2 separate regions of the Mus musculus genome follow, and region 1 is linked to region 2. A link is a loop called in an ENCODE intact Hi-C map of the cell type or tissue named here. Cell type or tissue: heart. All regions are shown on one strand.

Region 1 (8,000 bases), 400 kb before region 2:
ATGGAAATATTTTTACGAAACATCACTTGTTCAAATATATTGCCAGTAAAATAGTTGTATAATTTTATATGTTAAACATGTACATTTTGTTGTATGTTTATTTGCATAACAACTTTCAAAACATAAAGCAAGGAAAAAGAATACTGTGTGACAAAAATTTTATTATGAACAGTTTCACAACTTGGGGCACAGGAAACTACATCAAATATAATACAAAAACAATTATATGCTCTACTAAAGATTTGGGAGTAGAAATAAAAACGTATATTTAATATAGTTGCTGACATTGACTAGCTAGAGCTTGGAATTAATTTGGAAGGCTCAAGTTATGAAAAGGTAATAATGATTATACGTTTCTGCTCTGGTTTACAAACTGGTTGCAAATAACTGCTTGTTTCAGGTGGCGCATGCCTTTAATCCCAGCACTCAGGAGGCAGAAGCAGGCTGATTTCTGAGTTTGAGGCCAGCCTGGTCTACAAAGTGAGTTCCAGGACAACCAGGGCTATATACAGAAACCCCTCTCGAAAAAATAAAAAATAATTAAAAAAAAAAAGAGAATAGCAGTATGAATTTTACTTTCATTATTTGTTTGAGGTAGAAACAAACATAACAGGCAAACATGTAGTTTTTAAACCATCTGGAATTCAGATGATGAAATAGAACTTTGGATTCTCAACAAGCTTATGATAACTGACATAGATATTAAGTGGTTGTATCACCAAAATGTTAGACTAAGATCTAAAAGCTAAGACCTATATTCCAATACAGAGCAGGAAGTCATTACAATATATGGAAAGATTTACTATGAAAACCCAACTCCTCGAGAGCATTTCTTGAGAATTATGATCCATTAGAGTCAACGCATTCCCCATTTTTGGAACATCAATGTCAACGAGAGCTTTGGTGACCTGAGAGACATTTTGCTCTGGCAACAGTTGGAAGAACTCTGCAATGAACCCTCAGCCATGCTGACCACTCAGCTAGGAGTTATCTTATCTGCACGTAGAGGAAAAATGCACTGAGAGGCACTGCAGACTTGACACTAATTATGGCAGCTACAGTCACATTGTTAAGGAGGAATTGGCAGAGTTCCACGTGACATTTTTTTAGGCCCCTACATTTAAAATGAAAAGAAGTTTTCAACCATGTCACTGCTAATTTTAAGCGAGTCCATACCTGGCATAATATTTTAATTTTACAGTTAAGAAATGCATTTAGAGTTATTAATAGCAGTTTTGACATGTTCTAACGTAATGGTTTGAGTTCGTTGTTCATGTTTCTTGAAATGGAAAAAATGTAAATCAGGAGACAGGCATATAAATGTACTATTATGTTGCATAAAGGATATATTCATGGGTCATTTTGTTAAAATTGAGTGGCCAAGCTACAATTATAGTCAAATATAAAGCTAAATATGAAATAATAAGAACAGCAAATAAATTATTAATGATCCATTATGTGTTGACTACCAAAACATACCTCCATTAAGTCTCATACATTTTACCACGAGTAGAGTCCTAATCAGATTCCATTAACTTGTATTTTAGACATTTCTAACAAGCTTGGTAACTACTGTACTTTCCAAGAACAAATTAGAAGTAATACGTTTGATGCAGCCAGAATCTCACGTTAAGACAAGCACATTAATGCAGAGACTGTGGTGGCAGCTAAACCGAAGCAAGACAAAAAAGGAGGAAAGGGCTCAAACAGCAGAAAACCAAACGCCACATGGAGACTAGTCTTTGATCATTTAGGATAAAGTAACTAATTTGTTATATTTTATTAGTTTTTAATGATTAACAATAACAAAAATTATATTAAAAAAGGTTGGCTACCCTAGTATAAGAACATTATTTTAATAAGATTTCAATAAAGGTAACATTGGTTAAGAAATCTAGGAAAGTCTGTTTTCATTGTAAATTTTGCTTATGTGAGGTCATTCTTAGTAATGATGTTCTCTCTTATAGTAAAACATCAAAAAGAAGTGTCTAAAATACTATTCATTACTTCAGTTATGAGTGCTTATTAAATAAGCTCTAGTTTTTGTATCTGTGTTATTTATTTAGGCCTTCTAAATTTCCACAAATTTCACAATTATTTGTATAGAATTGTCTTAGTCTCTATCAACTACAAAAATACAAATAAATCCACATCTATATTGTATATTCTCTTCCAAAAGTGCAGTATATAATGAATACATGAAGGAAAAAAAACGAGCAAATACAATTAAAGTGTTATGGTATAAGCAAGTTAATTTGCCTGTTCATGGATTCTTGAAATGGGCAAGTTGAAATCATTACTCTAATATCAACTCAGGCCCTCTAGAACAATAACCAAGGCTCCTAACCACTGAGTCATTTCTTCAGCCCCCACAATTCAATTTTTAAACCTTTGAAAACATCTAAGTAAATGTGTTCCCAACACCAATTCTAGAACTCATTTTCATATTGAAAAGTATTGTCACCATCACTATGTCGTATTCATGTAGCACTCAGTCATAAGCTAGTTAGTGGAGCTTCGGACTTATTCAAATGTAAGTCAGCAATTGAGCATCGTTATTTTTATAAAAATTGTTCATCATTTTCTGATCTCTCATCAGGCATTTGCTCTTACAGTAGAATCAATCCTATAGAGAGATGATGAAGAACAGATCTCATGCATAAGACAAAGCCATACCACTATAGTTTCCTTATCTAGTCTAGGTTCTGCAAATCAGATCATCTCTGAACTGCCGAAGATAAATCTGGAGAATTCAGTCATGCCAGAAGAGTGTAGATTGTCCATCTGAACAGAAAAGGTTATTCACATCTGATGCAAGGACGATGGATAAAGGGTAAGTATCCCAGTGTGGAGAAAACCAGCAAGGACCATGAGTCAGAGCACTGAGTCATCTTGATTAGCAAGTACAATCACTTGTTGGCATTCTTCTGCTTATTAAATCCATTCAATTCTTGTTATTAGTATAAAAACATGGGAGCCTGTTTAGAGGAGAGGTTATTTGGCCAGGGGAGGGCACTAACTCATTTCTTTCCTACCAAGAGCCTATTCCGAAAGCAGCAGCAAAAAGCAGAGAAGAGCAGTGTGGCCCCTCTCTCAAAAACTGTTCTCTTATCCAGGAAAGGAATAACTGATAAGTTAACTTCATTAAAATTAAAAACTTCTGCTCTGTGAAAGGAAATGTCAATAAAAATAAGACAAACTGAGACGTGGAGAAAATATTTACAGAGGAGCGGCTGACAAAAGACACTTCACACAAACATATGGAACTCTTAACATTCAACAGTGAGAAAAAGAAAATAAAATGATCAATTTAAAATAAAATGATCAATTTTTTAAAAATGAGCAAAAGATCTTTCCAAGCATTCCTTCCAATAAAGCATACAGATGCGGAAAACTTGAAAAGAACACTTTAGCATCTCATTTAAGAAATGCAAATTACATTTAGGTATTATTCCTTCGGAATAGTACAAATCCCAAACTCTGGCATCAACACACATGGCTGGGCATGGTGACTATCTGACTGCTGGTGGGAATATAAAATACTGCAGCTGGCTTGAAAGACAGTTGGCACTTTCTTAAAACAACATCCTCTTACAAATAGACTTCAAAGTGTTTGTGTTTTGTGTTTGTGTTTGTGTGTGTGTGTGTGTGTGTGTGTGTGTGTGAGGCATGCACATGCATACATACACTTTTTAAGAGAGAAAAAGAATATGAAGTTGGATGCATCAAACTGAGGAATCTGGTTAAAATATATTGCATGAAAAAATCTAAAAAATCATCATGATGAGTAAGGTTAACTCAAACCCAAAAGGACATGCATGGTGTGTACTCACTAATAAGTGATTACTAGCCAAAAATGTACAGAATTTCTGGGATACCATCCGCAGAACTCAAGAAGGGTAAAAAACAAAAGGGCCCAAGTGAGGATACCTCAATCCCAAATGGGAAGAGAAGAAAGCAATCACAGGAAGGGGTGAAGGAGGGAGGGACCTGGATGGGAAAGGCTACAGGGAGGGGAAGAGGGGAACATGATAGGGTATTGGGGGGAGAAAAGGACTGAAGCCCTGAAAGCCAGCAGAAAGAGTGGAAACAGGCAACCTCAAGAGGTAGGAGGTGCAGGGATCCTCTAGAATGTACCAGAGACCTGGGAGGTGAGAGACTCTTAGGATTCAAAGGGAGGGATCTTAGATGAAATGTCCAACAATGGGGAGAGGGAACTTGTAGAGTCCACCTCTAGTAAAAAAGACAGGGCATCAAGTGGAGGGATGGGGTTGCCATCCCACAGTCAAGAACTCTGACCCAGAATTGTTCCTGTCTGAAGGAACTACAGGAGCAAAAATGGAGAAGAACCTTAGGAAAAGGAGGTCCAGTGACAGGCCCAAATTGAGATCCAGCTCAGGGGGAGGCCTCAAGCCCTGACACTACTACTGCTGATGTTATGGTATGCTTACAAAAAAGAGGCCTATCATAATGGCCCTCTGCAAAGCCCAACCAGCACCTGAAAGAGCCAGATGCAGATACTTACACCCAACCAATGGTCAGAAACTAGTGAACCCTGTGGTTGAATTAGGGAAAGGCTGGAAGAAGCTGAGGAGGAGGGTGACCCTATAGAAGGGCCAGCAGTCTCAACTAACCTGGATCCCCCGGATCTCTCAGACACTGATCCACCAGCCAGGCAGCATACATCAGCTGATTCGAGGCCCTCTGACATATATATAGTAGAGGACTGCCAGGTCTGGACTCAGTCAGAGATAATGCACCTAACTCTTGAGAGACTTGGGGCCCCATGGAGTGGGGAGGTCTAGGGGTTGGGGGGAGGGGACATCCTCTTGCAGACAGGGGGGTAAGTGTGGGATTTTGGAACAGTTGGGAGGGGGATAAACTAAAGAATAAAAATAAATAAATTAAATTAAAATAAAAGAAACAATATGAGTTTAATATTTCATCCCTACAACCTAAAGACGTTGCCTCTATTAAAACCTGAAACCTTTAAGTGAAAATGCTTTCCATAACATTAATGTACAAAACCCAGCAAAATTGCTAATTAAAGTTAATTATAATTAATTGTTCTAGAGTTCAAAAATCCAAAAACAAATACTTTTTAAAATTAAAAATGTCTATTATGGAATCTTGTATAAGAATAGTAAATAAACACAGAAAATCTCTTCCTTAAAAACAAAAGGTATTTGGCCATTTACATAGTGAAGAAATAAATCTAAACCAATTTCCAAGGAGATACTAAAACCTACACAAATCTCAAAATTTTTCTAAGTTTGGAAAAAAATTTATGTATACAAGAACCCATTGCACTCAAAGAACAAAAAACTTCTAAAATTTACTGCAACCTATGTCATAACCAAGCTGATGAAGCCGACAACGAAGGGAGTATCTTAACAACAGTCAGAGGATTCAAATACTAAACAAAGGAAAAATCGACTCTTATCTTCCTGGACTCTTATCAAAATCAATGAAAGAAGACAAAAATAAGATACTTAAAGTGCTTAAAACAAAGCTTATCAACCAATAATTTCACATTTTATAAACCTTTTATCAATCTCCATCTAGATTAATTAATAAAATTGTTAGAGAAATATAAATAAATTGTTTAAAGACGTTAAATGAAATTCTTTAGACTATAAATAATGATACTATGTAGAAATATATATTTACCCCAAATACCAAAAAGTTCTGAAATTGGTAACTACACAGGTTAATGAATACACACAGACACACAGTTCTATGTGACATAATGACATTTGTGAACCACAAGTCATCAGTGGACCACAGAATTATAGTGGTCTCATAAGATTATAATCTAGATTTGTAGTGAGCTATCAAGAAAACTTTTGCAAACACATTTCTGATATTCACTTAGTGGTAAAATAGTCTAACAATACATTTGCCAGAAACTATCCATACTGATCAGTGATACATAGTTGGGAATTGCCTGTACACATGAATTATATAGTAGCAAATGAAGGAAATCATATGTGTTCGTTACTTCTCTCATTGCTGCTTCCAACTCTCTGACCAGAAGCAACTTGAGGAGAGAATAATTTATCTTGGCCTGTGGTTTGAGCAGGGCTAGTTGGTGAGTCTCATGGCAGGAGATAAATGATAGCTAAAGCACCTTGGTCCACAGTGCTGGGAATGTGTACATGTCAAAAGATCATAAAAGCATTCTGGCGGGAAACTATAGCCAGGCTATAACCATAGGGCCACCCTTCCTGGTGATCCATTTCCTCCACCCAGCTCTCAATACAATCATTAGCTGATGACCAGGAGTTCAAACGCATGAGCTTGCGCAGGACATTTTATATTCAAATGTGCATAGTTAACTGTAACACATAGGCTGAAAAACAATACCTCCAGAATTTTAGCCCAGCACCCCACATTTCAATAACTGATATATGAGCTGAGTATGTCACTCAGTCAATACAACACTAGCTGTGCCAGCGTCAGGGGCCAAGTTTGAATCCCCAGAATTCCCATAGAGCCAGCTGGCAGTGTGTGTTTCTGTAATCCCAGCACCCCTAGGGAGACATGGCTATGGTGAGTGGAGAGTCCCAAGAGCCTTGCAGGGCAGTAGCCTGTCATGAGCACCAGGAAGAAAACTAGACATGGCTCTCTGTCTCCAACAAGATGAAGGACTGACACCAAAGTTGTCTTCTGACTTTTACACATGGACTGTGCATATGTGGACTTATATTCAAGCACACAAAGAGGGAGGGGAGAGAGGGAAAGAGAAGGAGAGAGGAGATGGGAGGGGGAAGGGGGAAGAAACAGAGAGAGGGAGAGAGCAGGGAGAGGGGAAGAGAGAGTTGTGGAGAAGGGTGGAAGAGTAAGAGAGAGGGGAAGAGAGGGGCAAGAGAGAAAGAATACAAAAAAAAATGAAACAACTGCTGTAATAAGCAGCCAGAAAGAAAAAAAGAAAAAAAGAAAAACGATTTAATGCTCTTAACCTTGATCCAACTGGCATTTATGAAGTTCCACCCAGCTCTAGCAGGAAACACATTTTTCCCCAATTATGCATGGCTCATGTGCTAAGAAAGAAAATTTCCTACATTGAAGGGGGTTGCATTTTTCTGAATATTAAAGTGAGGTGTTATTTATGGCATGTGGGATTCAAACTCATGTAAAAAGAGGATAAATCAACACGGAAGAAAACAGGTGAGGCCTTAGTTTGCAAAAGGGAAGCCCAGCACAGCATATTTTAAGGATGGGACAATACCTGGTGCGCTGATTTGAAGTGATCTTTGTGGCATGTGCCTTTTTTGTTGTTGTTGTTCAATAACAAGTTCCAGAGAATGTCCCTCGACCTCCACCCCCAGCTGCTTCCTGTAAATGAAGGCAAGGAAAACTGCAGAGAAAATGAAGGCTGAAGAGCTCAGCATGTGCCTGGGAGCCAGGGTAGAGACAAAGGAGCAGCCTTGAGGCCTGAGGGAACCAAACTCAACAGGGAGAATCTGGAGTCAGAGGTGAACCGCGTGGATCCACTTACAGAAATCCAGAGGGCACCAGCTGGCTGTGAACATGGTGGCTTGGTTTGACCCTCTTCCACCTTAATGCTTGGAGGGTGACCCCAAAGAATACTGTGTTGTTTTTGTTCTCCCCTTGCAAGTCACCACAGAGAAAAGTAGCCCTGTGGATTTGTTTCTAAATCGATTCTAACCACCTCGCCAACAGAGGAAAACTAAATACAGTTTACTTACAAATACATATATTTTTGTTACATCATTTCCACCCTTTTATAATTTAAGCATTGTCTCTGAAAAAGTGACAGGAGTAGGGGCTGGAGAGATGGCTGGGCTGTTAAGATCACTGGCTGCTCTCCTAGAGGACCTTGGTTGGATTCTCAGCAGAAGTCTCTGCAGCTCCAGTTTCAGGGTATTCTGCGCCCTCTGCTGGCCTCCACAGGCAGTGCATGCTCGTGGTACCCAGACAATGTCAGCAAAACACCCCCGCCCTAGTTTTGTTACTATAAATGTTTCTGCCTTACA
Region 2 (8,000 bases):
CTTTAGAGGCTCAGCTGTCTCGTGTGATGCTTTTCTGGAATCTGTCTTTTGAGTGGATGTTTTGTTGAAGCAGACATATGAGAGGATGTTTTGCTGAGGCAGACACTTGACAGGACCCGTTATGTTTGGAAAGATTATTATTGGAACCCAACAGATAAGGAGCAGTGTTCTTTCATTAGTTTGCCTTGCAACACTTCTCTGACCTTCATTTGTTGTGACTTCATAGAGAGCAAAGCACCAAAGAACTTCTAATGGCTCTTATGGTATTCTGGCTGCTTCTTGCTGCTTCAGCAGACTCATGCCAACTTGGCAGACCCTCAGAGTTTCTTCTGGATTGAGGCAGTACTACTGATTCATTTTTGGTGTTTGCTGATTGGACTAGATTGCCACTACTGATGTTTTGGACTGGACTCTTGATATCCTGATAGATTGGAATCATCCCCAAAGAACTACTTCTAAACAGGTCCACATTCCCCTTGTCCTATTAACCATCTTTCTTCCCTACCTTTGGGTTAGAAAGGAGGTTGAAGCATGTGAGAACCCTTAGTAAAGTAGGTTTTGAGAAGTCTAGGCCTACAGTGTATTTGTATAAGTAGACAATTTGGTACATATGAGGCCTTAAGTGCTTTTAAGACTTTCCAATCACTTCAGCACCCAAGGGGGGGGGAAATAATTTTTTTCAAATGGTCATAAGAAATCCAAGTTAGAAAGCACAATAATTATTATCATAGAAATAGATAAGCTCAGGTTTCCACAACTGAAACCTGTTTGTGCTAACATAAATATGTGAGCGATGAGCAAGAAAAATACCTTTGAGGAAGAGGCCTGCAGGGTGTGTGGGCATGCACAGCTAGAGGGCTATGCAGAGAGTCTTCCTCAATCACTCTTCACCTTTCTGCTTGTTTTGATTTTGTTTTTATTTTTTTGTCCAGGTCTCTCATTGAAGGCAGGATGTGGACTCAGATCTGCATGCTTTTGCAACAAGTATCCCATTCACTGAGCCTTCTGACTAGCGTTAAAATTTTTGGGGTTAGGGAGTTAGAACTTAAATTTCTTTCTTTTTTTTTTAATGTGTACACATGTGTATCTGTGTCTGTTTATGCACAACATGTGTGCAGGTGCCCTCAGATACCAATTGGACATCTTATGCCTCAAAGTAAAAGCCCCAGGGCCAGGGATGATTACATCTTGTTGAGTCATTGTCCAAAGGGGTCTTATACACAACAACAACACCACCACCAAACATCACAGGCTACTACTACAACTCTTAGTTGCTCCCCACAGCCTAATGGTAAGGCCCTATTGCTTAAGAAAACACTTTCATGTCCCAGACATAGAGAAGTCAAGCTAGTGCCTAAGTAGAAGCATTATCCCTACTGACTAGCATTGATGGTGCTAGAAGGTATTCTGTAACTACTAGAAGGGAACTTTAATCATCAATATCACCTGACTACAAACCCTGTGACCTTCAGCAGCTCCCTGCCTGACAGGTGGACTGGTATAATAGTAGGACAAATGGTTTAGGTGTAACCAGCCACTGACCTAATGGATTTAAGGCCCACTCTATGAGATGGAACGCATACCGGATGCTGCTAAAGTAGACAATAACCTTACAGCAGAGCCTAAAGGGAAACCTACATTCTCATTCTGCTAAAAGAGCATAGCAATAAAATGACTGCTAAAGACATAGTAGTATTCCCACATGTCAGTGCTTTCCTCAACCTTCATCAGAGAAGCTTTCTCTTGAAGTGCATGGGAAACAAAACAGCATCTCACAACTTGATGCTATGCAGAGAATGAGAGACCTTGAAGTACTCCGTACTAGGCAGAATGTCTTCATCAAACTCCTCTCCTCAAGGCTCATGGATCTATGTGGGAGAGGAGGCAGAAATATTATAAGAGCCCTAGGGGATGGATGACTGCAAGGAAGCATTCTCCTGACGCAAGAGGACTGATGTACACATGAAACCACAGAGGCTGTGGGAGCATCCACAGACCTGCACATACGTGTTCAAGACAGAACCAGTTCTGAGACTTAGAAGTGGACATAGTGTCCCACCCTAACTAAAAATCTGCTGGCAAAGGGAAAATAGATTTTCTCTAAAGGAGTATCTTAAGTATATTAACCATTCTCCAGGGCAGTCCCCATGCCCAAGAATAGTTGGCCATCACAGAAAAAAAAAAGTTGTATTTTTTTGTGGACTCTCTTTCATTAGGGCTTGTTTTGGCCTTTATTTTTTTCTTATTGGTCTTTGTTTTTGATATGTGATTTTGTGGGAAGGGTTGTGTATGATTTTTGTTTTTTGTTTTGTTTATATTTTTGCTTCTAAATTTTTATTTTTTGTTTGTTGAAATAGAGAGAAAGAACATAAAGTTGGGTAGGTATCTGGGAAGGGTTAGGGGAGGGGAAATGATCAAAATACATTATATGAAGAAAACAAATTTCAACTTTAAAAAAAATCATATACGGGGAAAGAGGGTCCACTTCCTTCAAGCACCACAATGAGGGGTGCTTCTGAATGCTTGAAGTATGATAGAAGGTACATCCCAGTTTTCAGGACTAGAATATTTTAAAGGAATAGCCAAGTATGCTTAGCCTTAAAAGAGAGAGAGAACATGTTTTGTAGTCACTGATGTTGTTTGCATTTGACATCCATCAGGCATTAAAGATTGATAAGCAAAAAAAGAACAGGAGATCAGCAAATCCCCACAAGTTTCTTTTTTCCACTTGGACTCTGTCCCACAACGTCAGAATTTCTGTGGGGACCATTGGCTACCACCAAGTGTCAGAGGCCAGAGTTAATGAGGGAAAGAAAACTGGGCAAGTAGGAGTGTGGTGCTTGCAGAAACTCTTGAACTTATGTGGGGTACTTAGCTGCATAAGGCAATAAATCGAATGATGAATTTCATGGTGTTTGTGTTGTGACGCCCATCAATTGAGGACAAAGCAGTTTAACTCTCAGGCCTTCTTCTCAAATCTCTGTAACAAAGAAGCAAATCATAACCCCTACCTTCAATCCAAGGCCTTGGAAACACATACACACACACACACACACACACACACACACACACACAGAGAGAGAGAGAGAGAGAGAGAGAGAGAGCACTTCTGTATGCATTTATGAAGCTAGTTTTTAATCACTGTAGTTCCTTCTAAGTCAAAGGTATTGCTTGGACTTACATCGTCAGCAACCTAATGGAAGTGGCATGTAATTCATTTGTGAGTCCCCCGTGAAGTGTATGGGTAGGAAATTATGCACCTGTATTACATGGGCAATTAACCAGCTTTTCTGATCGAGGTAGTGACAGCTGCTAATCATGCCACCTAATTCCCTCCCATTTTAAATTTATTATTATTACTCTTGCAGCAATTTTCTGATCTCTTTCCTTTCTAATGCTTTCATTTTGTTTTTCCTTCAGAAAACTCGAACTGAACTCCTGACCCCTGCTGGAACCCTGCCTCCTCTGAAGTACAGGCTTCATTTCTTTTCCTCCTTCGTGTTTCCTGATTGGAGCTCCCTCTGCTGACCGAACAGACTTGCTTTCAAGGCAATATTTAGAAACTGTGTGGTCTTCCCTCTTATTCGCTGTCCTAGTTTGCTCTCTATTGCTGTGATAAATGCCATAACAAACGCAATATCATCATGACTCAGGGAGGAAAAGCATCTTACAGATTATGGTTCTTTATGAAGAGAAAAGAGGACAGAGATGGAAACAGAAGCCATAGGGGAAAGCCGCTTAATGGCTTGCCCTCCATGGCTTGCTCAGCTTTAAAGAACCCAGGACCGCCAGCCCAGGCATGACATCATCCACAGTGGACATCAATCACAAATCAAGGAAATGCCCCCCCCCAGCAACTTGCCTACAAGCCAATGTTATAGAGGCACATAGTTAAAAAAAATACATAAAAATGAAAACCTTAGTGTATACATTCCACTGAAATCAACTGTACCACATGGTTTTAATGTTCTCTCTCTACCTAGCCACTGACACATGACACATGGGGGACGCTAAAGATTCCAAGTGAACAAGTCCAAAAGAACACCTCAACACACACACACACCACACACACACACACACACACACACACACACACACACACACATTCTAGACAGTATTTGTGCTATGATGCTTTCTAGAATAAGTTCAAGGCCTGGTGAGGATGCCCAGTCAGGAGCTACCCCATTCATAGTGTACGTGTATGCCCAGAGGGTTTGGTAGAGGCCTCCCTTCTTCATCCCTTACACCGCATCTTGCAGACCACAGTTCTTCAAATAGAGACTCTGCAAATGTCTTTCTGAAGGCAAACCCTGTCACCTGAAGCACATTGATTTGATCCAAGCTAATTTTTTGAAAGCCCCTAAAAAAAATAATTCCCGCTATAAAGAAGGATCAGCTGGCCTGCTTAGGGGACTCTTCCACCCCTGATGCCTGTGATCCTGTGATATGATCCAATCGGCCTTCATGGAGGGCTGTCTGCTGAGTTAATTGTATGCACTTCTTTGTGTTCTTCTCTTATGTTTATTTCATTGCAATATTTACAAAGGGACTTGCGAAATAAGTCACTATGCAAATGGGAGCGTGCATACAAGATCCCGAGGAATATTAAAATTCATTAACCTTATTTACATTTGAAGCATTATCATGTATATTTGAGCACAGTGCACCTGCCAGGAGGACGTTGGGCCACATCAGCAGTCCACTGAATAATCTATTCACTGCCTTTAATTTCCTTGTCAAGTAAAGTAAAAACTTCCTTATTTTGGATGCATGCAGAAATCACTCCCAAGCTTCTCTAATCGCCAGCAGTTCTTATTTCTAGAGGAGTCTAACATAAATTTCAAGTTGTCCATTGACATTTGAAAGATGAATTTCCCTGAAGAAAATTTCCCATCTTTATTAAATTTGAAGTACAATGTTTCTCTTATCACCCACTTGGAAATGAAGGAGACCAAACTCATTCTTTTGGGTGCTGACAAAAGAGAAAAAAAAAAAAAAGGTTTTGCCTGCCTGGAGCCCTTCCCCATCCAACCCAAGGAACTCCATTGTCTACAAAGAAGGAAAATAGATGGCTTGGAGATTTATGAAGGTGAAGGAAACATCCATTTTTTTCTTTGGGGGGGAGGAAGGGAGTAGGGGTGAAACAAGAAAATCTTCACAGTTGCATTTAACATTCCCCAGAGTCACCGTTACATTTAACATTCTCTAGAGCTATGAGAATGGACTCTGTCACAACCCACCCGGCTTTGGATTGTATAGTGGAGGGGAAAAAAAGAGTATGATCAATAAGTGTTTTCTAACAGGATAAACCAAGTAAAGGGTGAGTTTTGATCAACCAATGCCTTCTTGGGTTTACTAATGCAAGTTAACAAGTTGGAGGAGATAGGCGACTAGCACAGGAAAGTGGAATTCTATTGCTACAGTGATAAGAAGCAAAGAAGCTGAGTGCTGAGTGGTACCAGAGGAAACTGTTCCCAGAAATTGAGGGCAGCCAAGACTCAAAGATTTTCTTAATAAATGACGGTGGACTTGTTCTCTGGGGTGTGTGTGTGTGTGTGTGTGTGTGTGTGTGTGTGTGTGTGTGTGTGTGTGTGATATAAATACCTCCCTCGACCCTTCACCCTCCATGAATTGTCAGGAAAGTCTACATGTCAGCTCTGAGTTTTCTGAGCAGATGATTCCAAGCATAGTGAGTTCCCATCAAGGCCCAGGTGCTGTGCCAGTCAACTGCGAGGACGTATGGGGTTCTGTGAGAACAATAGACCCAGAGACTATGTGGTACTCCAGGAGGCTCCTTAAGTGTCATCTAGCCCACAGGAATGGTGAGGTGGACTGGTGGGCTTCTTAAACCTTAACCTGAATCAGAAATGGGCAGAAGCTCTGACAACATCCCTGGTGACATATGGAAATGTGAGGAGACTCCATTGTTATTACTTGGGCACTCATCACTTAGAGTCTTTACCCAAGGTAGGGATTCTCAATACTAGACACCACTGTAATTAGCTGAGCAACAATCGTCCATATTAGTTACTTTTTCATTGCTGTGACAAATGCCTGATAGAGGCAACTTAAGGGAGGAAATACTTAGACTCGTGATTTGAGGGGAATGACCCTTTGTGGTGGGGAAAACATAGATGCAGAAACATGAGGCAGATAGTTATATTGCACCTACACAAAAGAAGCAGACAGAAATGAATGCATGTATTCTTCAAACTTTCTTACTTGCCGCCTTTTATTCTAGGTGGACCTCCTATCTTTCACTAAATCGCTCACAGAAAATGTCCTCACAGACTTGCCTAGAGGTATGTCTTCTAGATGGTCTAAATCTAGTCTAGCTGACAATGAAGATTAACAATCATGCCACAGAACGAGATAAACCAGTATCCTAGAAGTAGGAAACTAGGCCTTGACATTTTTCTAGAGCTCTGCAGCTAGTTGAGGGTAACGTCAGGATTGGGGGACCCTGCTGTAAAGTAACAATCAAGATAAACTCTGGGAGAGCAAAAGTTGTGTTTCCTGACACCAAGAATTCAAGTGTAGAAATAGGTAACAACAGCTTGTAGACATTGGTGGAATTACAGCATCACTGGCCCTATCTGGGCCCATGGCAGCAAGTGATCAAAAGTGAAGTGGTCCCCATGTCATGCAAAGAGGTTAAGAGCTACAAACAGACAAACACAATAGAGGGAAAGCCCTAAAGAAGTGAATATTTATGTGTGCATGCAGGTGACAGTTTGTGAGTGTGTGCATGTGTTTGCACACGAGCGTGTGTGTGTGTGTGTGTGTGTGTGTGTGTGTGTGTGTGTGTGTGTGTGTGTGTGTGTGTGTGTGTGAATAGAATGGGAGTTAAGGCTTAGGATACATAACAAGGGAATGAGATGTACCTCCACACTCTTTAGGATGTGCATGGAACCCTAGATCTCTTATCGAAAAAGTAGAGAATGCAGTTTAACAGATCAACCTTGGAGGAAGGATCTAGGTTGACAAAATGGGTGGATCTCTCTGGAGCAGGGCCACTAAAGAAAAACTTACTTGGGAAGAAAAATGAGATGAGATGCCTAGCCACCAAAGACAGACTCTATAAAGCAGTAATATAGTTGGAAGGATAGGGGTTCACATTTAAAATGAACAAGTTCTACAAAAGGTAATATCAGGACCGAACCTTTAGTCCTGACTCACGACTTGCCTACTGCAGTTCCTGAGGGAGCCCTGCAGGTTATAGTTTGAAAACCACTGGATAACTATCATCAACCTTCATTTTTCATTCAGAAGAGAAAATATAGAATTGTGGTACACTGACTGAACCCTAGGAAAATAAGAGGACAGACTTTATTTTGATCTTTGAATTATAGGAGATGATGAAATATGAACTATGAGCATAATTCATGACAGTTTAAAGAGTAACATAGGGTTAATACTACATGGTACTGTCTTGGTCAGTCAGCCAATTAGTGTATCTTCATATTTGGCCTTCATTTTATGTACAAGTCTACAGAGCTCAAGTCCATTACTATTCTTAGATTTTTTTTTCTGTTTATTATTTTCTTAAGGTGAAAGGAAGGTAGACCAGATGTACCTTTATGTCTTGGCTTCAAAATCAACCTGCTTGGGACTGGGTTCCATAGCATAAGTGCTTTTACAACTACATGATTTGATGTTTAGATTTAAGACCTTATATCACTAACCACAGAAGGTCTCTATAAAAAGGAAGCACATCAATGAAGAAAGACAATTCAGAATAGAAATATATATAGGTCGCACATCTGGCCCAACAGATGGGGAAAATAGAGTTGCCCATGTGGGACTGATTACCCCAAACAGACCCGCTTCCCTGTCTTCCCTAATGTTTATAAAGCTATATCTTTAGTTTACCTCTACCCATTGTTTCCACTTAATGTATTTCTTTCCTCCTTACCTCAAATATTATTTTTAATGATTATCAGGTCTCCAACATAAAACTAGAATAGTCACCCTCACTCAATTCTTAGCCATTTTTTTCA

What was found. A loop is a pair of places that touch in the nucleus more often than their neighbours do. Peaks named below come from ENCODE experiments on the same cell type or tissue, not always from the same donor. Only the 100,000 strongest peaks of a DNase experiment are listed, where the experiment ranks them.
Region 1: it touches region 2 in a loop (4-fold over the local background); 2 of 42 quality-filtered maps call a loop at or near these places.

The regions. Positions count from the first base shown.
Region 1 is chr2:51,428,892-51,436,891 of GRCm38, forward strand. 1700057H21Rik (RIKEN cDNA 1700057H21 gene) reads right to left here. Exons shown (of 3, transcript NR_130155.1): 2 at 7,232-7,338. Among named protein-coding and RNA genes, the nearest start is that of 1700057H21Rik, 5.0 kb to the right of the region's middle. In heart, a CTCF peak has its summit at 7,911 (motif pointing left); no DNase peak of the experiment used is centred here; H3K27ac peaks cover 899 bases.
Region 2 is chr2:51,826,964-51,834,963 of GRCm38, forward strand. No RefSeq gene overlaps it. Among named protein-coding and RNA genes, the nearest start is that of Gm13490, 99 kb to the left of the region's middle. In heart, a CTCF peak has its summit at 3,518 (motif pointing left); no DNase peak of the experiment used is centred here.